2 separate regions of the Homo sapiens genome follow, and region 1 is linked to region 2. Evidence: read pairs that join two places in POLR2A ChIA-PET (ENCODE). Cell type or tissue: Panc1. All regions are shown on one strand. Links, peaks and the distances in the headings refer to the core of each region. The heading gives the core; the rest is flanking DNA. Region 1 overlaps PRKCA (protein kinase C alpha). Region 2 has its middle 16 kb from the start of APOH.

Region 1 (16,124 bases), core at 5,665-8,164, 150 kb before region 2:
TTGAACAAAGGAATGAACACACAAACGAACGAGTGAACAAAGTAGATGATGACAGACCAGCACGATCTACTAACTGAGTCTGATTTCTTCTCTTTTATTTATTTATTTATTCTTTGAGACGGAGTCTCACTCTGTCGCCCAGGCTGGAGTGCAGTGGCGTGATCTCGGCTCACTGCAAGCTCCACCTCCCAGGTTCATGACATTCTCCTGTCTCAGCTGGGACACAGGCGCCTGCCACCACGTCTGGCTAATTTTTTTGTACTTTTTAGTGGAGACGGGGTTTCACCGTGTTAACCAGGATGGTCTCGATCTCCTGACCTTGTGATCCGCCCACCTCGGCCTCCCAAAGTGCTGGGATTACAGGCGTGAGCCACCGCGCCCAGCCCTGAGTCTGATTTCTATGTGGAGCTCTCAGAATATTGAAGACTTCTGATTTTATCTATCTAAAATACAAGACTATTTTCAAATACAGAATTTTGAGAGGTTGATAGTTTCTAATACTTCCAATCCATCTGAGAGAGTGACAGCATATATTGTACAGAGCTATCAGGTATACTAATGCAGGCAACAGGCATTGGCTTTCCTAAGTTTTTCCATCCCTAGAAAAATAATCTATCATAAATGCTAATTCATCAATGGAACAGACATGGTCCACAGGAGTCCAAGACAAGGAGGTGTCACCTGCCTTGTATGCAAAAATAGAGAAGGCACAAGTTAGACATGGTACCCCCTAAGGCCTCACAGAAGCATCCAAGACTTTCAACAAGTGAACCTGAGGAGAAAGGGAGAACGAACCCCTAAGTCTTATTCACCCCCTGCCTCCATCCCATCCCAGCCCTGGTATATTCTGTCTTTCATGAGTGGACGTCACAGTGCTTCCTAAACTCCCTCAAGCCTTTACTTACAAGAGGTAACTCAAAAACTTACCAAAAAGTTAAGGTTTTCTGATAACTGACAACCACTATTTATTCTTCTTCTTTTTTTTTTTTTTTTTTTTTTGAGACTGGGGAGGGAGTGCGATGACGTGATCTCAGCTCACTGCAACCTCCGCCTCCCGGGTTCAAGCGATTCTCCTGCCTCAGCCTCCTAAGTAGCTGGGATTACAGGCGCACACCACCACGCCCGGCTAATTTTTGTATTTTTAGTAGAGACAGGGTTTCATCGTGTTGGCCAGGCTGGTCTTGAACTCCTAGCCTTGTGATCCGCCCACCTCGGCCTCCCAAAGTGTTGGGATTACAGGTGCAAGCCACCGCGCCCGGCCGACAACCACCATTTCAATCAAAAGTGCTATACTTCCCACACATCAACTCAACTAATGAGCAGCAAATTATTTGTTGCTGACCTCTTTTTCTGCTCTTATTACTGGTGAAGGTAAAATGAAATGAAGATTTGTGCTAAAAATGCATGAAGTAAGACTATAACCAATTTTTTAAAAAGCTAGATAAACCAAACAACGCATAAGGTAACAGAAGATTGACATAGACAGTCCCAGTTAGACAAGCACACGCAAACATATACACGGTGCTTTAATGCCCAAGCTGTATTTTATGTCATTGATTCAAATTAGTTGACATGGATTAAATGTATTCCCTCATTTTTACAAACTAGTTTTCAAAGCTCAAGTTACAATATTTGACAACCTTGAGACTAAAGTAATGCCCTAAAATGCAGTTCTCTAAATTATACCATTACAAAGGTACTAATTAATTAACAGTCAATGAAATATAGTCAATTCAATCTCATAGCCAGAAGGTCTAAAAACACTGGATAATCGGATTGAAATTCTTTTCCTTCCAAATATTCTTTCTTTCAAAATTTCAGTTTATCTGCAAATAACACGCTATCAACCTATAGTTGCCTTGGACAACCTATTTTGATTACAGCATCTTTTCCAGTAAATCTTTCTTATGCTGTATATCATCCATCTATCCAAAAGAGATACAGAAAGTGAATTAGTGTCAATGCCAATTTTTATAATACGTAATTGAGCATAACCTCCATGGAGGATGGGTGGTTCCAACAACAAATTACATAAATGCTCAAATCCTTACCCAACCTATTTCAAAAAGACGAATTTCAGCTTTTATGGAAGCAATGATTTTAAACTGCTTATCTGTTATTTCTAAGAAACACACATAAAAATCTATACCTATGTTACATCCAAACTTTCAATGGGGCTTGCAATGTTCAAGAATAAACACCATAATCCTTGGCAAGTTAGAAAATCGTAAAATTCTGTTAATGAACCATAAAATACAACACTTTTTTAAACTAATATGCTAATTTAACTGTAAAGAAAAGGAAATCTACTTTTTTTTTTTAAACAAAAAATGCAAAACATTTTTCAGAGTAGCAGAATCACATGAACTTCAAATGTGCATATACAAACTATATTTTCAGTCTAGCACAATTCCTGGGATATATTTAGGTCCAAATAAATAATGCATAGATGGTGCATTAGTCCATTTTCACACTGCTGTAAAGAAATACCTGTGACTAGGTAATTTATAAAGAAAAGAGGTTTAACTGGCTCACGGTACTGCAGGCTGTCCAGGAAGCACAGTGGCTTCCGCTTGGCTTCTGGGGAGGCCTCAGAAAACTTACAATCATGGCAGAAAGCAAAGCCGGAGCAAGCTTTCTTGCAGGCACAAGTGTCAGGGGAAGATTCTACACACTTTTAAACCACCAGATCCCCGAGAACTCACTATCACAGTAACAGCCCAAGGTGATGGTGCTAAACCATCCACAAAGGATCCGCCCCCATGATCTGATCACCTCCCACCAGGCCCCACCTCCAACACTGCGGATCACAGTTCCACATGAGATTTGGGTGGGGCACAGATCCAAACCTTTTTAAGACGGATAAAACCAATGGGAAAAAAAAAAAGGTTGGCTAAACACTACAATTCACAAATTTACTCATACTTCAACAAGGTGTCCACTGAACAAGCAAAATATTAGTTGCTCTGAATCTATGCAATGATGTAAAAATATTAAAACCCAGGCTTTCATTTTAAAGCAACGAAGAGTGTCTAGAGATCACACGGGAAAGACCTCTTTAGAAGTGCAATCGTTTTCTCAAAATTAGATTTCCTGGAAAGGAAGTGTCCTCTACAGATCAAGAAGTTGCCAGCAATTCGCAGTCCCTTAGAAGCAGACAGGAGCTCTTTTCTCCAGGTGTGGTAAAACTCTGCACTAAGCTGACATCCCTCTCTCACCTGGCAGACAGTGCAGGGCATGGCAAATGGGTGGAAAAGAATGAAAGTAGATGGCTGTGTAATTTTACCTACCTGGTATCAGGCTCCAACCACCCAAACGGATTAGCCCAACTGATCGAATGCATTCTTTAAATTTTAAGTTCTAACTGCCATCCAACTTCAGCACAAAGGATTCATATCCACCGGTATCTTTTCTATGACATTTAAAAAAAAAAAAAAAAAAAAAAAACCTGGAAAAGCTACAATGCTACATGAAGCTGCCTGGGCAGCGTTTTCTGCCCTGCCATAGACTCTTGGCAAAGGAGGCTGTGTATTTTCCAGGCATGATACAGAAAGTGATAATTAGCCACCTGGGCACCAGTTTTATTTTGGATTCCAGACAGACCTTTAGGTGATCCAGATAAGCCTTTTGTTCATGGAATGTTGTCAGCATCTGTACAATGGGGATCTTTTTATAAAGAACTTTAAGAGCATCCAATGAAACTTTCTTTTTAGAGCAAGTCTTCATAGTAAAGCAACTAAACCCATAAATAAGTCACATTTTTAATTCAAAGCTGCTTTCCCTCCCCCACCCCGTTCTTTAATGGGAGACCTGTAATTAAAATGAGCAAGAAATCAATGTACTGAAACCCAGAGGCAAATTTCTGTTATCCCGTCTTCCTAGACATCTGTAGCAAGGGATTCGGGGTGTGTTTGGAAACTGGCAATCATTCTAATGGGCTTCTGCCAGCTCCCATCACTCAACCCACTAACTCGATGATGACAGAGCAAACTAGGGCAGGCATTCAAATCTGACAGCTGGCTGGAGAAAAGGGAAGGAAGCCACATTTTTTAATGAAAAGATGAAAATAATGTATTCCATTTTTCCTCCACACCAACCATAATAATTGTCCACAGGAAGCCCCTGAAGCCCACTAATAGGAACACAGCCACAAGAAACTTGGCAGAGTCCAGCAAAGCATATTCTCCTACCAAAATGCTTGACTTTTTCAAGTTAAAAAAAAAATTGCCAATGAAGAGCACAGATAGCCATCTGCCAAGAACCTTCCATCTTCTCCATTCAGGCATTTGTACCTATTGGAAAGGATTAATTTTACGTGTAAAGGAATAGGGATTGAATGATTGGATTATAAACCCTTAGAGAAACATGCTTTGCCTACCAGGAACTTCTAAATTTACATTTTAAAGCCAACTAAATCTTTAAATGTCTACTCTATCTGTGAAATTCAAATAGCAATTACACAAGGGTTGGTTTTTTTTTTCTCCCTATTATTAATGAATATGCAGCAACAGAAAACGGATGCTAGAAGATCTAGTGGTACCACTAAATATAGGTAGTGTTTTCCAAGGAAAGCAAGGGCTGGACCCGATCCAGAGAGCATCACAGGGGAGTGGACAGCCCGTGGATTAGTCTGAGGAAAGCAGAGGGACAATGCTGGTTGTCAGTTCCAGTTCAACATCACTTTGCCAATGCACCATTTTCAATAAAATGAGAAGTGAGCAGAAAACTCTGGGTTTAAGTAATGGCACTTCAGGGACAGCAGGTTCACCAGCTGTGAAATCCCCACGGCCTTCAGGCAGCTTCATTCCCACACCTGCCTCACGTGTGGAGTGCACGCAGTGTCGGCACCTTGGGGAAGTGAACAGAGACCAGCCCATGGACAATCACTGTGCTCTGCCTTCTCTCCTGATGGGAGAGATAGGGGCGGGCTGAAATCCCAGGAAGAGCAGTTTCCATCCCATCAAAAAGGCCTACCCCTCTCTTGGCCGGGCGCAGTGGCTCACACCTGTAATCCCAGCACTTTGGGAGGCCGAGGTGAGTGGATCACTTGAGGTCAGGAGTTTGAGATCAGCCTGGCCAACATGGTGAAACCCCGTCTCTACTAAAAACACAAAAATTAGCCGGGCGTGGTGGCGTGCGCCTGTAATCTCAGCTACTCAGGAGGCTGAGGCAGGAGAAATGCTTGAACCCAGGAGACAGAGGTTGCAGTGAGCCGAGATCGTGCCACTGCACTCCAGCCTGCACTAGAGTGAAACGCTGTCTCAAAAAAAAAAAAAAAAAAAAAAAAAAAGGCCTACCATCCTTTCCAGCAGCCAGCATGGGAGTGTGTGGAACAGAGACTGAGGAGCCAAGGCAGAAGATTCAGGGTGAATAACAAGTTTGGTGCTTGCCTTGCAGCCTTGCTTCTTCGTATTTGGGTAGTTGCTAACAAGACAAACAGGTTCCAGCAATTCTCAAACGTTATTGCTAAGGACTAAGGGACAAGCTTGCTGCTAACTTCCTGAGGCTTGTAAACAGTAATCTGCCAAAAATAAGTAAGTAAAAGAACAAGAACTAAAGACATAAACACTAAGAATAGTACCCAACCGCCCTTGGCACTTTGGGCAGCGTAATGCTGCAATGTATTATCATAGGAAGCTTTCCCCTCCGCCGCCCCCATGAAGGAGTCAAGAATAGGAACCAGCTACTTGGCCAGGATTATTTGAAATTTGACGTTCCTAGAAGCAGAGGAGATTTCCTGTAGAGGCTTTTCTAGCAAGACAAAGTGAAAACTACCAACAAACATTTCCTGGGCTTCTCCTAGCACGAGGTCCTGCACAGGATACTGTCATGCAAATTAATATTTGTCCCTCTCTTTCCAGGCACCCAGGAATTGTAGTTTTCTGTGCAACAGAGATTGGGGAGCTAAGGCTGAGGATTCAGGGTGAATAACAAGTCTGGTGCTTGTCTGCAGAACAGCCAGCTGACTTTTGAAGTTGATTCCTCCAACATGATGAAGCGTATGTAGCTCAGGAAAAACGGCAGCTGGCCTTAAATCATATAGCATAAGCAAAGGGCTCTTCCCTGGACTATGTCTCATTTACTATTTGAATAAACAAAATTCAACAACCTGAACAATAAATAAAATAAAAAGGGAATCTGCTGGATCCACTGAAAAGTAATGCTTACTTATTCAAATTTATTATGCCCCATTTCCCCATGCATTACATTTAAACCTCTGATTTTTTAAAAGAATAACATCATTATTGAAAACTAATGTTATGCTTCAAAGCTCTATTACTTGAACTGTTCATAAATGGATTTATGGCTACTGCTGAGTTCTGTGAAAGACTGTATTGTATGCCTTCTCCTTCAGTTTCACCAAGACTATTAATAAAGATATCCCTACATCAACATTTGCCCTCCTGCAGGGAGCTAGGTATTCATACCTGAAAAAAACTTTCACTTAAATTGCTTTAATGGGTTTTAAGTAAAACACTACTCCCAGTGATTTATTTTTCCCTTTGATTGGCCAAGGATTTGAATTATAGCTCACAGGGTAAATTCATAAATAATCATGCTAACACCTTATTTAGGAGCTATAATGCAATAGGAGCTGCAGGTTTCTATCTGCCCATTGTTGAAGCCTCCTAAACATTACAGAGCTGTGTATGTAGGTGTGTATGGAATAATACATCATCCAATATATAGGCATCTCTGTCTCTCCCACTAAATCAGGGTCAGGAATGATATCTCCTTTGTAGACTAAATTGGAAACCAGGTATATTTCAGAGACTAATAGGAGCTTCTTAGCTTTTAAAACATGTAATATTAAACCACATTGCAACAATTTCAATATGTCCCCAGCATAAGATTTCTCAACACAAGTCACCAAGAATGGAGGGCATGCTATCATTTAAGTCACTGGACTGAAAATAACCCAAACATAGAGTAGATTCTTAATATAACACTGTTAAAATAACAGAATGTCACATACTCAATGACAGCTCAAACCGTGATAATAAAGAAACCAATCAATCAATAAATGTGACTAAAAGGACCACCTTGTGCAGAAAAGAAACCAAAACCACTGTTCTTGCAGGAGGCAGAGCCAGGACAGGCTCCAATATTTAGGAGCTTTCTCTATCCAACTCTGTTTACTGTCCCTATTTTTCCCTTATGATTAAACTTTTCATCTTCATTTAAAAAAACAAATTTCACAAAGCTTTCAGCCCATCTCTTCCAGTGTCTTCTAGAACTTGGTTCTATGAATTATTCCTTCTTTACCCTAAATCTTCAACTTCTCCCTCAAAACCAGCAAACATCTCAGTGCTCTGGTAAATGGTGACATCTACACAGGTTATGAGAAACTGGGCTCTCTTATTGCTGGTGTCACCCAGAGCCACTTGACATCCTTGTACCTCAGTTTCTCATTCATAACACTGGGAACAGTAATTGTCCCAACACCTCAGACTTGTTGGATGGATTTGATGAGCTCTTTGATATACAGCTGTTGGATGTAGGTGATATGGAGCAAGCCCTCCAAAATGTCAGCTACTTTAATTATCAACAACCTCTTCCCTTGCCCTGTAACATGCTCAAGTCTCTCATATTCTTTAAAAAAAAAAAAAAAAAAAAATTTCTTGGCCTCTTTTTCACTTTTCTCTCTTTCCTTCTAAGTTTCCTGAAGGAGTACTCCATAGTCACTCTACTGCCATTATAAACATTTACCTGAAATTAGTTTCCCACAACCACCAAGCTCCTAAAACCGCCTGGACAAAGGTCCTAAGGATCTTCACACGGCCTGGTATCTCCACGCTGCCAAACTTATTCAGTCTTTGTATCTTGACACTGCCAAGTGACTCCATCTTTACATTCTAAGACCTCTTTTGCTACATCTGAAGTTCCTGACCACTCACTCATTCTGGAACCTTTCTACTTTCCCCAGCCCCTGAGACACGACTCCCTCTTGGTCCACCCCGATTCTCATTCTCCAGCTCCTTGGTGGGCTGCTCCTTTTCTTTGTGCCCCTCCAACATAGGGGATGGATCTGCTTTCATAGTTTTAACTACTGCATACATCTAATAAGAACCAAGAGTGTGTCTCTATCTGAATCTGTCAAATTTGACTCACAAACCCAAGGTGAACTGGACATCACCATTTGTGTCTTCTACAGACACATCAAACCCAAAATGTCCAAAAGGGAATTGATCCTGTCCACCCTCAGTGTCTATTCTTATATTCCTAATTTCAGATCACGGAACCACTGCCAGAAATCTGTGGGTTATCTTCAATGTTCCCTCTGTCTCACCACTCATACACTTAACCGGCATATGGCTGCTAATTTTTTTAAGTATTTGGCAGGTTTTCTCCCTTCTCCTCATTCTTACTACCACTGCCCTAGTTCATTCCTTATCTCACTTGAACTTTCACAAAAACCTCTTACCTAATCTCTCTGCCTCCACCTCCACATTGCCCTCAGAGTGGTCTGCAGAGAGCACAAAGCCGTCCACATCACTGAATGCGTCATGAGCTTTCCATCAATGATTGCATAAAAACCACGTTCTCTGACATACATCCAGCCAACTTCTTTGGCCTCACCTTCTGCCTATCATCTCCCTGAATGTCATGTCCACTTGGCATCATGTCACCTATGGTTTCCTATACAGGCTTTCCAATTGCTCAAAGTGGGTCCAGCCGCAGGCACTCCACTCACACCTCCCAGGTTAGCAGGTGAACTCCTACCATCTTCCAAATTCAGCTCTGGCTTTACCTGCAAGAAGCCTTCTTTATCCCACGTCACAAGCTGACCTGGTTTAGTGCTTCCTTTCCTCATCCCTCACCTGCGCTCCTATGGCAACCCATGGCCACCTTCCTTTGCCACTTCATTTGCCCGTTCCTACAAAACGTGGCTACTTCTCATCAGTCCCTTGAGGGCGGGAACTGTGTTCTGGTTATCTTCATGTTCTCAACTGCCACACAGTAGGACTCATTATTAACTGAACTGAGAACATTTGTACTAAATTATAAGCAAAAAGAAACACCCCAAATACTTAAAGAAGAACAATGCCTGGAATAGTTTTGTACAACCAGTATTCTGAGATAGGTATCAATATGGACATATATGGTATACTCATCCTCCCCTGGGGAGTAAAGCAGCAAACATAGATAAATCACTCATCACAATATTCGTTTATAACCATGAAGAAAAGCTTGACATAATAAACTATAGATAGTCTTCATGCCCATTAGGATGGCTACTGTTTCTAAAAGGTGTTGGCAATGATGCAGAGAAATTGGAACCTTTGTGCACTGTTGCTTAGACTGTAAAATGGTTGTAACCACAATGGAAAATTGTACAGAAGCCCCTCAAAAAATTAAATAGAACCATCATGTAATCCAGCAATCTCAATTCTGGCTATCTATCCTAAAGAATTGAAAGCAGGGTCTCAGAAATATTTGTACACCCGTGTTCATAGCCACACTACTCAAGAGTAGCCAAGAGGTGGAAGCAACGAAGAGTTGTTGTTTGATAGGCAGACAGTTTCAGTTTTGCAAGACGAAAAGTTCTGGAGGTCTGTTTCAAAAGGTGACTATAGTTAACCCAGGCATGGTTGCTCATACCTGTAATCCCAGCACTTGGGGAGGCCAAGGCGGGGGGATCACTTGAGGTCAGGAGTTTGAGACCAGCCTGGCCAACATGGCAAAACCGCATCTCTACTAAAAATGCAAAAATTAGCTGAGCGTGGTGGCACGCACCTGTAGTCCCAGCTACTCAGGTGGCTAAGGCACGAGAATTGCCTGAACCCATGAGGTGGAGGTTGCAGTGAGCCGAGACTGTGCCACTGCACTCCAGCCTGGGCGACAGAGCTAGACTCCATCTCAAACAACAACAAAAAAAGGTGAATATACTTAACACTACTACCAAACCGTATGTGTACAAGTGGTTAAAACTGTAATTTTATTCATTGACAGATTAAAAAAATAGAATGATGTTGAAGATCCCTAACACAAAAATCTGAAATCTGAAATGCTCCAAAATTCGAAACTTTTTAAGTACCAACATGATGCTCAAGGAAATGCTCATTAGAGCATTTCAGATTTCTGGATTAGGGATGCTCAACCTGGAAGAATTATGCAAATATTCCAAAATCTAAAAAAATCCCCAATCTGAACCATTTCTGATCCCAAGCATTTCAGATAAGGGATATTCAATGTACATATCCATATATATAATGTTATATTATTCAGCCCTGAAAAGGAAAGGAAGCCTGTCACATGCTACAATGTGGGTGAGCCTGGAGGATAGTACGCTAAGTGAAACAAGCGAATCACAAAAAGACAAATACTGTATGAGTCCATTTATGAGTTAGTTAAAGCAGTCAAATTCATAGAAACAAAGTAGAATAGTAACTGCCAAAGCCTAGGAGGAAGAGGAAACCAAGAGCTGTTGTTTGATAGGCAAACAGTTTCAGTTTTGCAAGATGAAAAAGTTCTGGAGGTCTGTTTCAAAAGGTGAATCTACTTAACACTACCAAACTGTAGGCTTGCAAGTGGTTAAGATTGTAATTTTTATGTTAGGCGTCTTTTACCACAGTTTTTTGTATAGATTAAAAACTGCAGATTGAAATTTTGAAAAACTTAAAAGGAATACCCAAATTTTCATTTACTGCTTTAAAACAAATGCTGTCAGCCAGGTAATCCCAGCACTCTGAGAAGCCAATGTGGGCGGATCACTTGAGCTCAGGAGTTCAAGACCAGACAATGGGGCGAAATCCCATCTTCTACAAAAAAATACAAAAATTAGCCGGGCATGGTGTCCCACTACTTGGAAGGCTGAGATGGGAGGATCAACTGAGCCCAGGAGGTTGAGGGTACAGCGAGCCGCGATCGCACCACTGTACTCCAGCCCGGAAGACAGAGCAAGGCCCTGTCTCAAAAAAAAAAAAAAAAGAAAAGAAAAGAAAAGAAAATGCTGTCTACCACATGGTGCATCAATATCCACAGCATCATTCCTCTGTGCTTTCTACAGCCAAACTGCCCATATATTTCTTCTCTAAATTGGATCTTAATCTACATGAGAAAATGCAGAACCAGTAAATACAAAAATCGAGCATTAAATAAAATTAAGTATCTCAAACGAGAAGTTCGATTTTTAAAGTAAACATCATCACTCTGTCTGCCCAGTGCACTAAAATCTCTGGAAGCTTTTAGCAGCAGCAGGATCCTAATTGCATAACCTTGTTTCCAATGAGTGAGAAATTATGCTATAATTTTACTTATCAAAAGAACATATGAGTAGCGCGACGCCACCCACCTCCCCATCATCCATCTGCCTTTCTCGTTCATTAATTACATATGCTTCCGACTCTTCCTTTCTGATTACCCTGAACACTAACACTCTCCAAATGGGGACTGTTCCCTCTCTGTCTTGCTTCCAAATTGTCTGATTAAACCACACTCCTCACAGCTTCTAATCCTACAGTTACCCAGGGAGCTTTCCTTCCCCAATCTTACTCTCTCCACACCAAAATGCCTTCCTCACTCCAACTATCACTTAGTTCTTTGCCACTTAACTTTTTCAGCTAATCTTCCAAATTAGCCCATCACCAACTTTGATTTTTCTCCTAAGATGTTTAAAGCCATCATGAGCCACTATTCACTTCAAAAGTGTGGTTGGGTTTTGAGTCTATTATTGTATGACCACCACCTTGTTTCTTCAGTTTCCCTCTAGGGGTATAAATCGTGTCTGCATGTGGCAGATAGAATCTGTGGGCTGGAATCTTCATGGTTTTAAGCGTTACTCTGATTTTAGTCTGTTTCATTTCCTTCCAGGTCTCAGAGATATTGAGCTTGGACTTCGACCATGGGTTCTGGAGTCCATTCAATTCCCAGCCTTGGCCATTCCTGGCTGTGTAATTTCAAGGAAATTACCTAAACACTCTGAGTTTTGATTCTATCGTCAATAAAATGAAGGAAATGCTAGCATTTGCCATGTACATTGACATAGGGATTAATCATGGAAATAAAGAGTTGAGGTCCATGTCCTGGTACAGAGACTCAAAAAATCCTCAGTGATGGTAGATGCCAGCTCCCTTGGGGAAGGAAATATGATGGCTCTACTTCTTTGGAGTTTAGACGATGTCACAGAGCCTTATCCTGAGGAGCTCCCTGACTCTGCAGAGGCCATGAACAATGTCACAAACAGAGTTGGACGACAGTGGTGCCATCAGGATGCAGGCATCAGCACTGTATCCTGAATAATGGTACCATTAAGAGTAACTCCCCTTGAATGGCTCACACCCCCCATGACACATTACAGACTACACATCTTGATGTTACCACAAATCTCTAGAGGCCCTTGATGTATTCAAGTCTTCTGTGTAATAAGTCACAAAACTAGTGCTGAACTTAGCTGAGTTGGAAAAAAAAAGAAAAAGGGCAACGACAAACCACCTGTGACCCAGGCACCCAGCATCTCTCAGTAAGACATTTGCCCTTAAGTCAAAGGCAAGAACTCCAAAAGACAAGCTAAAAAAGAAAAACAGAAAACGTTTTTAAAGATATATCTTTTCTTCCTTAAAGTCCTGCATCAAAATGACACATCCACCATCTAACAAATTAATAAATTCCCTTAAAATTATAAATCCAGCATGGTCTAGACTGTGGGGCAAAAGGCACTCACACCCCAGGGGTGAAAATGTAATCTTGCACTAGGTTTTTAGAGGGTAACTTGGCAACAAATATCAAAAGCCCTAAAAAAAAAAAAAAAAAAAAAGTCTACACTGGGGCCGGGCATGCTGGCTCATGCCTGTAATCCCAGCACTTTGGGAGGCTGAGGGAGGTGGATCACCTGAGGTCAGGAGTTCGAGACCAGCCTGGCAACATGGAGAAACCCTGTCTCTACCAAAAATACAAAAATTAGCTGGGCATGGTGGCAGGCACCTGTAGCCCCAGCTACTCGGGAGGCTGAGGCAGGAGAATCGCTTGAACCTGGGAGGCAGAGGTTACAGTGAGCCAAGATTGTGCCACCACACTCCAGCCCGGGTGACAGAGACAGACTCTGTCTCAAAAAAAAAAAAAAAAAAAAAAAAAAGTCTTGATTGTTTGACTGAATGATTGCTTCTACTAGTTTTTACTGCAATAATTAGATATTCATATAAATATGTATGTAGAAAGGTATTCATGGCAGCATTACTTATAATAATGAAAAATAAAAAACAACAATAGAGGGTGAATTAAAGATTAAATTAATGACAGGGCGAGGCATGGTGGCGGGTGCCTGTAATCTCAGCTACTTTGGAGGCTGAGGCAGGAGAATCACTTGAACCCAGAAGGCAGAGGTTGCAGTGAGCGGAGATCGCGCCACTGTACTCCAGTCTGGGCAACAGAGCGAGACTCTGTCACGAAAAAAAAAAAAAAGAGAGAGAATGAATGACAGAACATTCACAAGGAAAAATATTACACAGCCATTTAAAAGCTAAATTCTTGAAAAAATAAGAAAATGTGAAAATACACATGACAAGTGTAAAAAGCAGCATAAAACTATGTAAAAACTACATTACCAAATACACATCTAAAGGTACAAGGAAAAAAAAGACTGTAAAGATATGGCATTATGGATGATTTATTCTCTTTCAAATTGGCTCCAAAGAACATATATGACTTTTACACGTGAAGGAAAAGGCAAATGATTTTTAGAAAAATTTTGCCTAGTGTTTGCTAGCAGTTTTTACCACACTCCTTCCCACAAGTCTAATTTTCACACACACAAAATACTCTAATGTTTTCCAAAACTTCCTTCATAAACTGACTCTAAACCAACTCCTGCATTTGCAGCTGAACCTGAAAAACTCAGATGGAAATTATTCTAATTTCATTCAACAAGTAGCATTTCACCCACCCAAAGACTGAGTAGGTGAGAGAAGAACCATACTTAGCAACCATATCCTTAGCTTTAAACTTAATAGTTACAATATTCAATTAAAAAAAAAAAACAGTTAAACCCATATTGAAATAATGCTAAAAACAGACATGCTGCCTGTGCCAATTATTTTCCCTAGTGGGAGACTTTCCAGGTTAAACATCAATGTTGGTGGAATTCCTTCCCATAATTAAGGAAAGAGTGAAAAAGAAGGAACCTGCAACACCTACTTTCCTGTACAGGAAAGAAGATCTCTGACAAAATGTAGGCCCTGGAAACCCCAAAGCCTTCTCTCAAAGACTATAAGGATCTCTCTCCACCGTCTCCTCCTATAATGTTGAAGGATTTCTCATTGCCTGTCCTTGGAGAATCCCATTCAGCGTGCACACAGCAAAACTGCTGTTAAAAAATCAGCTGAAATCTGGATTAAAATAATAATTTACCTTGATGTATGAGCACATTAGCAGCAAACAAAACACAACATAGATCAGTGGTAGGAACTGTTCCTTGTGCTTAGTTAACAGGACTTTTCTTAAAGATAACCATGCAATCTAAAGTGGACCTGTACCACCGCCCCCAAGCACTAAGTCTGTGCTAGCCAAAGCCACTAGCCAAGTGTGCCTACTGAGTATGTGAAATGTGGTTAATCCAAGTTGAGGTGTGCTCTAAGTATAAAATACACACCAGATTTAGAAGACTTAATGCAAAGAAAATGCAAAATATCTCAATTATTTATATATATTATAATGGTAACATTATGAACATACCGGTTATAAGTTACATTAAGTTAGTTTCCCTCACTCTTTACTTTTCAAAATGTGGCTACTAGAATATTTAAAATTGCACATCTTGCATTGGATCTCCATTCCACTCTGCTGTTCTAAGCCATCATCACATTGTTTATCTTCTTTAGAGTTCACATCACCATCTGAAACGGTCCTGTTGGTTTGTGGGGTGTATTAGTCCATTTTCAGACTGCTATAAAGAACTGCCAGTTCTTTATAACATAATTTAAATCATAGTGAGAGAAGAACTATACTTAGCAACTATATCCTTAGGTTTAAACTTAATAGTTACAATATTCAATTTAAAAAAAAGTTTAAACCCATATTGAAATAATGCTAAAAATAGTCATGCTGCCTGTTCCAATTATTTTTCCCAGTGGGAGACTTTCCAGGGTAATTTATAAACTAAAGCAGTTTAACCGACCCACAGTTCAGCATGGCTGGGGAGGCCTCAGGAAACTTACAATCATGGCAGAAGGCGAAGGGGAGGCAAGGCACCTTCTTCACAAGGCAGCAGGAAGGAGAAGAGCCCAGCAGGGGGAAAGAGCCCCTTATATAGAACCATCAGATCTCGTGAGAACTCACTATCACAAGAACAGCATGGGGGAACCTGCCCCAGTGATTCAACTACCTCCACTATGTCTCTCCCTTGATACATAGGGATTATGGGGATTACAATTCAAGATGAGATTTGGGTGGGGACACAAAGCCTAAATATATCATGGGGTTTACTTATTATGGGTCCCATCCGCCCCAATACTACAGAAGAAAAGCCCCTTTACAACAGGATTTCACTGTCCTATCCACTGTCAAATACTCAGCACCTAGAACCCAGCAGGTGTGCCCGATGTCGTGATTAGGGAATAAATGATGAGTGAAGATTATACATAAATAACCACACTGCCATCGGTGAGTCTCATCCCCCAGTGAGCCAGCTCCTCTGCTAAGCCAATACTTCGGAAGTGAATCTTCCCCTGCCAATCCATCCTGACTTTCTCCCTAACTGTGCCCAAGCACACCTCATGGGTCCCACCTTGGGCTAGTGCTGGGTGTGGAGGTGTGAGATGAGCACCCAGTTCCGATCCTGGCCTGGGACAGCTAAGCTTAGCCATGTCACAGCTTCTGTGGGCCTCTGCTTTCAAAAAAAAGACATTTCTTTGTGGTAAAATGCTAAACTAAGACTCCTCTAGGAAGAACAGAGCTGCCTTTTCTAAGGCTTCTCCCTCAGAACCTCTTGCCCCTTATTTCATGTGTCACTCTTTCTTTTTTTTTGAGACAGTCTCAGTCTGTCACCCAGACTGGAATGGGGTGGTGTGATCTCAGTTCACTGCAACCTCCGCCTCCCAGGTTCGAGCGATTCTCGTGCCTCAGTCTCCCGAGTAGGTGGGATTACAGGCGTCTGCCACCATGCCCGGGCCAATTTTTGGATTTTTAGT
Region 2 (10,611 bases), core at 363-2,862:
TGTTTTTTTGAGATGGAGTCTCACTCTGTCGCCCAGGCTGGAGTGCAATGGCGGGATCTTGGCTCACTGCAAGCTCCGCCTCCTGGGTTCAAGGGATTCTCTTGCCTCAGCTTTCCGAGTAGCTGGGATTACAAGGATGCGCCACAGCACCAGGCTAATTTTTGTATTCTTAGTAGAGACAGGGTTTCACCATGTTGGCCAGGCTGGTCCTGAACCCCTGACCTCAGGTGATCCACCCGCCTTGGCCTCCCAAAGTGCTGGGAGTACAGGCGTGAGCCACCACTGCTCCTGGCCAAGGGTCAGGTTTGTTATGCAGAGTTAAGTCCAGGCCTTCTCCATCCTTTAGGAGTTTCTAGTGATTTTCTTTATAGATGTAAATTTCCTTACAAAAGGGCGACTTTTCTGAAATACTCCTGTGTCTGCAGTTTCTCAAAATAACCAGCTCGAAATAACCCATACATAAAAGAGACATATTTTGGGGTAGCATATTCTGGTCTCCTGCAGTCATATTTGGGGGTGGTGTGTCCTGAGACCTATCAGTCACCTTTTCTAAATCTTTTCCAGTTCTGCCCTCTCTCTCTTTGGGCCACCACACTGGCTCTCCTTCCATACTTTGACTCTTTTGTTCCAGCTTCACTGAGGCCTAGAACTCCCTTCAAGGTATTCCTCCTGGGCCAGGTGCGGTGGCTTGTGCTTGTAATCCCAGCACTTTGGGAGGCTGAGGCAGGCGGATCAGTTGACCTGTAATTCCAGCTACTCGGGAGGCTGAGGCAGGAGAATTGCTTGAACCAGGAATTGGAGGTTGCAGTGAGCAGAGATTGCGCCACTGCACTTCAGCCTGGGTGACAAGAGCAAGACTCCATCTCAAAAAAATAAAAAGATATCCCGGCCAGGCACGGTGGCTCACACCTGTAATCCCAGCACTTTGGGAGGCGGAGGCAGGCAGATCACAAAGTCAGGAGATTGAGACCATCCCGGCCAACATGGTGAAACCCTATCTCTACTAAAAATACAAAAGTTAGCTGGGCGTGGTGGCGTGTGCCTGTAATCCCAGCTACTCGAGAGGCTGAGGCAGGAGAATTGCTTGAACCAGGAATTGGAGGTTGCAGTGAGCAGAGATCGCGCCACTGCCCTCCAGCCTGGGCGACAGAGCAAGATTCTGCAAAAAAAAAAAAAAAAAAAAAAAAAAAAAAAATCCCTTCTGTTTCAACCAAAATGCTTACCTTTTGAATGCTACTCTATCTGCTATATGTAGGTCATCTGATTAAATTAGTTCATTCATATTACAATATGAATGAGGCTTAACTTTTCCAGGACATATTTATATTTGTATTTTCTTTTTTTCTTTCTTTCTTTTTTTTTTTTTGAGACGGAGTCTTACTCTTTTGCCCAGGCTGGAGTGCAGTGGCATGATCTCTGCTCACTGCAACCTCTGCCTCCCGGTTTCAAGCTGATTCTCCTGCCTCAGCCTCCCTCAGCCTCCCGAGTAGCTGGGATTACCGGCGTCCACCACCACACCCAGCTAATTTTTGTATTTTTAGTAGAGATGGGGTTTTACCATCTTGGCCAGGCTGGTCTTGGACTCTTGATCTTGTGATCCACCTGCCTCAGCCTCCCAAAGTGCTGGGATTACAGGCATGAGCCACTACACCTGGCCTTTTTTTTTTTTAAGGTAGGGTCTTGCTCTGTCACCCAGGCTGGAGTATGGTGGCACTATCACAGCTCACTGCATCCTTGAACTGGGATCATGCCATTCTCTCACCTCAGCCTCCTGGTTAGTTGGGACCACAGGTGCATGCCATCATGCCTGGCTAATTTTTTTCTTTTGCAGTTTTTTCGTGGAGATGGAGGTTTGCCATGTTGCCCAGGCTGTATCTGTATTTTCCAAAGAGAATTTTATTAGCGGAAGTGAACTTCCAGTTGGCAAGTGTTGCCAGGGAAATGGCTCTGAGCAACGACATTACTTCCCTCATTGCTTCCCTTATCAGTCAGTTAATAGCTATTTCTGGAGCACTGACTGTGTCAGGCACTGGTCTACGTGCTGGGGATGCAGCCAGTAAAGACAGAGTCAGCCCTTGAGAGGCATGTGTTGTGTGGGACATTTATTGGCCATAATAAGGATGGCACCATGTCTGAGAGGCTGAAAAAGAGACCCAGAGCCAGTGAGCGAGACATAGGGTTTATTGAGGACTTCTACATGGAGTGGTCCAGGGGCAGTGAGCTGGACAGGAGAACCGTGACCTGCCACCACACCCAGCTAATTTTTGTATTTTTTATAGAGACGGGGTTTTGCCATGTTGCCCAGGCTAGTCTTGAACTCCTGAGCTCAAGTGGTCCATCAGCCTCAGCCTCAGCCTCCTAAAGTGCTAGGATGACAGGTGTGAGCCATCGCGCCTGGCCTGCCCTGCTCATTTTTCTACATAGCACTTACCTTAACCCTTCATCTATTTGTTTATTATTTATTTATTTTTGTCTTTCTTCTCCCACTATGATGTCAGCAACTTCAGGGTAGAGATTTTGCCTGCTGTGTTCACAACTGTGCCAGCACATGGCTGACCTTGAAGAACAGTCCTGGAGTAAATGAATACTTGGATGAAAAGTAGGAAAAGGGAGAAAGCTGCTGATACAGGTCAGCAGAGCCAGATCACACAGGGCCTAGTAGACCAGGATGGGGAGTTTGCATTTTGTTCTAATTTTTTTTTTTTTTTTTTTTTGGAGACAGAGTCTCACTCTGTCGCCCAGGCTGGGGTGCAATGGCGTGATCTCGGCTCACTGCAAGCTCCGCCTCCCAGGTTCACACCATTCTCTTGCCTCAGCCTCCTGAGCAGCTGGGACTACAGGCGCTTACCACCACGCACAGCTAATTTTTTGTATTTTTTTTAGTAGAGACGGGGTTTCACCATGTTAGCCAGGATGGTCTCGATCTCCTGACTTCGTGATCTGCCTGCCTTGGCCTCCCAAAGTGTTGGGATTACAGGCGTGGGCCACCATGCCTGGCCTTTGTTCTAATTTTAATGTGAAGCCATGGAGCATCTAAGCAGAAGAGTGACCCAATATGTTATTTTAGGATGATCACTCAGTTGAACTTCCAGGGCCTAGAACTTGATGTTATGATTGACAGGATGCACATCACTTTTTGAAGAAACCCACTTCATTGCTGAAAGTCTTTAATTATTAAACATTAGGGCAGGCGCCGTGGCTCACACCTGTAATCCCAGCACTTTGGAAGGCCGAGACAGGCAGATTACTTGAGCTCAGAAGTTCAAGATCAGCCTGGGCAACATGGTGAAATCCGTCTTTACAAAAAAATACAAAAATTAGCCAGGCGTGGTGGCAAGCACCTATAGTCCCAACTACTTGGGGTGGGGGCTGAGGCAGGAGGATCGTTTGAACCCCAGAAGTCGAGGCTGCAGTGAACTGAGATTGTGCCACTGTACTCCAGCCTGGAGGACAAAGTGAGACCCTGTCTCGAAAAAAAAAAGAAAAAGAAAAAAATCCATTTTTTCACACATTGAATCTTTCTTTCTTCTCTAAAACTGGTACCCATTAACCCAAAGTCTGTGCTCAGAATCCACTGAAAACAAGTTTAAAACTCCTTCCACATAATGGTTTTTGAAATATTTGGAGACTTTCTTAGTCTTCTCCAGGGTAGGCTTTCATGATACTTTGACTTATTATCCTGTTACATGACTTTCAGAGTTTTCATTGTCCTTCAGAGAGGTCTGGCTTTTCAGTATGCTCCTGAAGAACTGCCAAACTTTGGTCTGACCAACACAGTGCAAAGCAGTAATTGTGTTCAAGACTGGAGTTTTCTGTGTCTGAACACAGCCTAATTCAATTACACTTCAGCTGTGTCACTAGCAGGTCAGGCTAAACTTGTGGTTGATGGAAACATCTGGAACTTCTTCAAGCTCATGCTGCTTCCTCCTCCACTTCACCTGCATGCTGAGATTTGCAGTGATCTTGTGAAATGTATCCTGTGGTTTCCGGCTGAAGTGGTAAGGTTTTTGAGATCAACTCTCTCTGCGTTCTCTCAGTTGCGTAACATCTGAAAATTTGTAGTTTTGTTCTTATACTTTTTTTTTTTTTTTTTGAGATGGAGTCCTGCTCTGTCACCTAGGCTGGAGTGCAATGGCGCCATCTTGGCTCACTGCAACCTCTGCCTCCCAGGTTCAAGCAATTCTCTGCCTCAGCCTCCCGAATAGCTGGGATTACAGGTGCCTACCACCACGCCCAGCTAATTTTTGTAGTTTTAGTAGAGGCAGGGTTTCACCGTCTTGGCCAGGCTGGTCTTGAACTCCTGACCTCGTGATCCACCCACCTTGGCCTCCCAAAGTCCTGGGATTACAGGCATGAACCACCACGCCTGGCTCTTGTTTTTATTCTTTATCCAATTTGTTGAAGATATTGAACAGAATAGGACTGTGGAAATAATTCTATAGTCTTGTTTTTTTTTTTACACAGTCTCACTCTGTTGTCCAGGCTAGCGTGCAGTGGTGTGATCTTAGCTCACTGCAACCTCCACCTTTCAGGTTCAAGAGATTCTTATGCCTCGGCCTCCTAAGTAGCTGGCATTACAGGCATGCGCCACTACACTCAGTTAATTTTTTGTATTTTTAGGAGAGATGGGGTTTCATAATGTTGGCCAGGCTGGTCTTGAACTCCTGACCTCAGGTGATCCGCCTGCCTCGGCCTCCCAAAGTGCTGGGATTACAGGTGTGAGCTGCTGCATCCAGCCTATTGTCTTATTCTTGAAATTTTTTCTTCTTCGTTTTCTTTTCCAAGATGGAGTCTTGCTCTGTTGCCCAGGCTGGAATGCAGTGGCGCAATCTCTGCTCACTGCAACCTCTGCCTCCCAGGTTCAAGCAATTCTCCTGCCTCAGCCTCCCGAGTAGCTGGGATTATAGGTGCCCACCACCATACCGGGCTAATTTTTGTATTTTTAGTAGAAACAGGATTTCACCATGTTGGGCAGGCTGGTCTCAAACTCCTGACCTCAGGTGATCCCCCCACCTCGGCCTCCCAAAGTGCTGGGATTACAGGCGTGAGCCAGTGTGCCTGGCCTGAAATTTTTTCTTAACTGTCAGCTTTTAAAATAATGAACTGGGGGGTAGAGGAGTATATTTGTGTGTATGTAGTGTGAGGTTCCTTAGCTGTGGGATATTGGCAGACAGACAAAAGTGAAGGTTTTCAAACAGAGCCAGTAGATGAAGGGGACATGCCATGGTGAAGAAAATTAATGAGAGAACACATAGAAACAAAGGGGAAAGCACAGATATTCTTGACAGGTTAAATAATAAGTTGAATTTCCTTTGATCTAGGAGACAAGGGCAGTCATCTGTCAAGCTCCTTGACGTATTTTTGCTTGTTCACATATCCAGACATTGTGAACCCAGAAAATCTGAGGCAGGTCTCAGTTAATTTAGAAAGTTTATTTTGCCAAGGTTGAGGATGTGCCTGCGCCCGTGACACAGCCTCAGGAAGTCCTGACGACATGCGCCCAAGGTGGTCGGGGCACAGCCTGGCTTTATACATTTTAGGGAGACATGAGACATTAATTGCTTTATGTAAGAAGTACATTGGTTCGGTCTGGAAAGGCGGGACAACTTGAAGCAAAGGCAGGAAGACTCAAAGCAGAGAAGTTACATTCTTTTGAGTTTCTGATTAGTTTTTCCAAAGGAGGCAATCAGATATGCATCTATCTCAGTGAGCAGAGGGGTGACTTTGAATAGAATGGGGGGCAAGTTTGCCCTAAGCAGTTTCCAGCTTGAGGTTTCCTTAGTGATTTTGGGGGCTGAAGATATTTTACTTTCACAATATCATAAGACTGCTTCTTAAGATCCATGGTCCTCTCGAAGAGGCCAGTATGAATCAACATCGGTGGGTGTTCATACTCACTTTAAACTTAAAGATTTAGGCCAGGTGGGGTGGCTCAAGCCTGTAATCTCAGCACTTTGGGAGGCTGAGGCCGGCAGATTGCTTGAGGCCAGGAGTTCAAGACCAGCCTGGGCAACATGGCAAAACGCAGTTTCTACCAAAAAACAAAAGAAAACAAAACAAAACCCAAAATTAGTTGGGTGTGGTGACTTACACCTGTAGTCCCAGCTACTTGAGAGGCTGAGGATCACTTGAGTTTGGGAAGTTGAAGATACAGAGAGTGGAGATCATCCCACTGTATTCTAGCCTGGGTGACAGAGTGAGACCCTGTTTCAAAAATAAATATAAATAAATATATATAAAGATTTAAGCTTAAGGCCGGGCGCAGTGGCTCACACCTGTAATCCCAGAACTTTGGGAGGCCGAGGTGGGTGGATCACAAGGTCAGGAGTTTGAGACCAGCCTGACCAACATGGTGAAACCCCATCTCTACTAAAAATACAAAAATTAGCCAGGTGTGGTAGGGCATGCCTGTAATCCCAGCTACTCAGGAGGCTGAGGTAGGAGAATTGCTTTAATCTGGGAGGCGGAGGTTTGCAGTGAGCTGAGATCGTGTCACTGCACTCCAGCCTGGGCGACAGAGCAAGACTCCATCTGAAAAAAAAAAAAAAAAAAAGATTTAAGCTTAAAACAAAAAGCAATAGATGATATTTGTGGGAGACATTCATGCCTCTACTCTCTTAAAAAATAATGAATCATTCCCCAAGTCCTCATTTTACTTTCATATAATCTAGACCTATGGCAGCTAATAAACCTCTGTGGAGTTTGGGTGTTTCATGTTATAGCTATTGAGCAGAACTTTTCATATACAGTTTGTACAAGCAGCTGTCAAATCACTTAGAAGTACCATATCCCAAGCCACAGTTCGGTATCTTACTCCCAAGGATGCCAGTAGATAACTCATCAAATGCTTTACTAAAAGAGGGATATACATTGTAGCTAAAGTGTTGCCCTTTTCTACTAACCTAATAACAATGTCAAAAAACATAATTGGATTTAATTTGTTGAAACCTTCAAATGTTTTGAAGAGAGTTCATATTATTTTTCAGTCATCATTTCACATTCATCTACATACCCATAAACCATTTGTTTAACAATTCATACCATTGGGCTGTGGATTTATGTCAAACTTACTGAGGCTTGGCTGTCAGAATCTATTGCTTTTCCTTCTGTGTCTTCAGGCATCTTTGTGTTCATCGTTTTTGAAAATGTTTTTTTCTCCCATCATGAAATAATACAAACACATTACATAAAATTTGGAAGCAGAGAAAACAAGAAAAAAAAATCTCCTTCTAACTCAAATACTCAATATTTTGGTACACTAACTTCCAGCATTTTTTCTAGATATATTCTTTTTAAAAAAATTTTTAGGCCGGGCATGGTGGCTCACGCCTGTAATCCCAGCACTTTGGGAGGCTGAGTTGAGCGGATCACAAGGTCAAGAGATGGAGACCATCTGGCCAACATGGTGAAACCCCATCTCTACTAAAAATACAAAAATTAGCTGGGTGTGGTGGCACACACCTGTAGTCCCAGCTACTTGGGAGGCTGAGGCAGGAGAATCTCTTGAACTGGAGAGGCTGAGGTTGCAGTGAGCCGAGATTGCACCACTGCACTCCAGCCTGGCAACAGAGAGAGAGACCCCATCTCAAAAAAAAGAAAATCTTTATGTTAAGTTCCAGGGTACATGTGCAGAATGTGCAGGTTTGTGTATGTGGGTATATATTCTTAACAGTATCACAGTGTTGTACATGTATTTTTTTTAATTGAGACAGGTTTTAGCTCTGTTGCCCAGGCTGGAGTGCAGTTGTGTGATCTCAGCTGACTGCAACCTCTGCCTCTGAGTTCAAGTGATCCTCCTGCCTCAGCCTCCTGAGTAGCTAGGACTACAAGCGTGTGCCACCATGCGTGGCTAATTTTTGTATTTTTGGTAGAGATGGGGTTTCACTATGTTGCCCGGGATGGTTTCAAACTCTTGAGCTCAAATGATCTGTCAGCCTCAGCCTCCCAAAGGTCTGAGATTACAGGCATGAGCCACCTCACCCAGCCAATTGTACATGAATTTTAAAATACAATTTTCATTTTATTAGATTGTCCTCCTTACCATCCTATATTGTAAATATTGTTGATAGTGAACTTCCCAGGGTCACAATTACACGTTTTAACAACTTGGAATATGTTTTCCTGGGTTTCTAGCCCCTAAATTCATTTTGGACAGCTAGTTTCTTGTATTATTTTCTAGCTGGACTTTTATTCCATCTTCCTGATATACATTTTTATTTTTCAGTGTGAGTGTAATTTCTTTCTTTCTTTCTTTTTTTTTTTTTTTTTTGCTATATAGGTGTTTTAGTCTGTTCTTGGGTTGCTGTGAAGAAATATCTGAGACTAGAAAATTTACAGAGAAAACAGTTTTAATTGGCTTATGGTTCTGCAGGCTGTTTACACAGCCAGCATTTGCTGGGCTTCTGGAGAGGCCTCCAGGAAATTTTATTCATGGTAGAAGGTGAAGAGGGAGCAGGGAGCAAGAGAAGGAGCTGGGAGGAGGTGCCACACACTTAAACAACCAGATCTCATGAGGACTCAACTCACACGTGCCAAGGAAATGGTGCTACTCCATTCCTGAGAAATCTGCCCATAATCCATTCACCTCTCACCAGGTCACACCTTCAACCCTGGGAATTACACTTCAGCATGAGATTTGGGGGCACAAATATTCAAACTCTACCAATAAGTCAGAAGAAAACTAACAATTAAATAATCGGTCTCTCTCTTTGTCAGCTTTCAACCTTAGGTTTAGAAACTTCATCCTTGTAAATCGGAACAAAAATTGGGCTAACCTTTCAGGAAGGCAACTAGGCAGTATGTTTGAAGATTCTTAAATGTTTTACCCTTTGCTTAAGTAATTCCACATCTAGGACTCTATCCTAAGGAAACAATTTATTCAAAAATTTTATAAAAGGGCCGAGTGAGGTGGCTTATGCCTATAATCCCAGCACTTTGGGAGGCTGACGTGGGCGGATCACTTGAGGCCAGGAATCCGAGACCAGTCTGGCCAACATGGTGAAACCCTGCTTTTGTAAAAATACAAAAAATTAGCCAGGTATGGGTGGTGGGCACCTGTAATCCCAGTTACTTGGGAGGCTGAGACAGGAGAACAGCTTGAACCCAGGAGGCGGAAGTTGCAGTGAATAAGATAGCACCATTGCATCTGCACTCCAGCCTGGGTGACAGAGCAAGACTCTGTTTCAATGAAAAAAAATTTGTAAAAGAATCTTGGTTGCTCTGCCTATGGGGAAGCCATTCTTTTACTCCTTTACTTTCCTAATAAACTTACTTTCACTTAAAAAAAAAAAGAATCTTAACTGTACCTTTATTCATAATGGTGAAAGATAGCACCCAAATATCCCAAAGTAAAGAAATGGTCAAAATAGAGAGCATCTACATGATGTAAGATTGTGTAGACATTAAAGAAAAAAGCAAGCTTTGAAGACACAAATAATAATCTGGGAAAGTGCTCATGATATGAAAATAAAATATACAACAATATACCGAATATGATTCCAATTCTGATTATGACATATACAAATGCTGAAAAGAAATAACCCTAAATGGTGATATTATAGGATTTTTAGTCATTTCCTGTTTGTTTTCCAGATTGATTTAAATGATACTGTATTACTCTCATAATGAGAAAAGTATAATTCCATATGTACGAATCATCTTCCTTGTGAAATACAATAACTCTTCCTTCCTCTTTCCATCCTGACTTCTACACTTTATTGTCTTTGCATTTTTTCTGATCTTTATCACATCTTGGATTTAGTTTAGTCAGCTGAGCTCCTGACATTTTATGGACTTGGTTTATACTGTACTTCGTTTTTTTTTTTTTAATTTTTTTTGAGACAGAGTCTTACTCTGTCACCTAGGCTAGAGTGCAATGGCACTATTGCTGCTCATTGCAACCTCCACTTCCTGGGCTCAAGCGATTCTCGTGCCTCAGCCTCCTGAGTAGCTGGGATTACAGACGTGCACCACCATGCCTGGCTAATTTTTTTTTATTTTTAGTAGAGACGGGGTTTCTTCATGTTGACCAGGCTTGTTTCGAACTCCTGGTCTCATGTGATCCACCTGCCTCGGCCTCCCAAAGTGCTGGGATTACAGGCATGAGCCACCGTGCCCGGCCTCTATGCTGTACTTCGAATTCATCCCATGTAATATTCCCCTTCCTCCATCCTTTTTTTTTCTTTCCCAACCTGAGCTCATCAGAAAAACTTCCTGGGAAGTCATATTAGTTTCTCTGGCTGCCTCCTCATCTTCTGCACCAGATCGTCAGCAAATGCATTTCCAGAATCTTATTATCAAGCTCTCATCTGTTAAACCTCATTCCCTTTTAGGTTTTCTGGTGATGAGATCATCCCCATAATTTCTTTCTAATTCTCACAATATGTTTTTCTAAATAGTCCGTGACACTTGTGTGAAAGGTCTCAATGTTCTCTTCTTCTTTCTTTCGAGATGGAGTCTCACTCTGTCACCCAGGCTGGAATGTAGTGGTGCGATCTCAGCTCACTGCAACCTCCACCTCCCAGGTTCAAGTGATTCTCCTGCTTCAGTCTCCTGAGTAGCTAGGACTACAGGTGCGCACCATCATGCCCAGCTAGTTTTTGTATTTTTAGT

Evidence for each region. ChIA-PET counts read pairs that join two places held together with the same protein. Peaks named below come from ENCODE experiments on the same cell type or tissue, not always from the same donor. Only the 100,000 strongest peaks of a DNase experiment are listed, where the experiment ranks them.
Region 1: POLR2A ChIA-PET joins it to region 2 with 17 read pairs; 6 of 35 experiments call an interaction of 5 or more read pairs at or near these places.

The regions. Positions count from the first base shown.
Region 1 is chr17:66,393,909-66,410,032 of GRCh38, reverse strand. All of the region lies in intron 2 of PRKCA (protein kinase C alpha), which reads right to left. PRKCA-AS1 (PRKCA antisense RNA 1) reads left to right here. Exons shown (of 4, transcript NR_110822.1): 4 at 11,815-11,964. Among named protein-coding and RNA genes, the nearest start is that of PRKCA-AS1, 15 kb to the left of the region's middle. In Panc1, for the core only: no CTCF peak of the experiment used is centred there; no DNase peak of the experiment used is centred there; H3K27ac peaks cover 381 bases.
Region 2 is chr17:66,239,888-66,250,498 of GRCh38, reverse strand. No RefSeq gene overlaps it. Among named protein-coding and RNA genes, the nearest start is that of APOH, 16 kb to the right of the region's middle. In Panc1, for the core only: no CTCF peak of the experiment used is centred there; no DNase peak of the experiment used is centred there.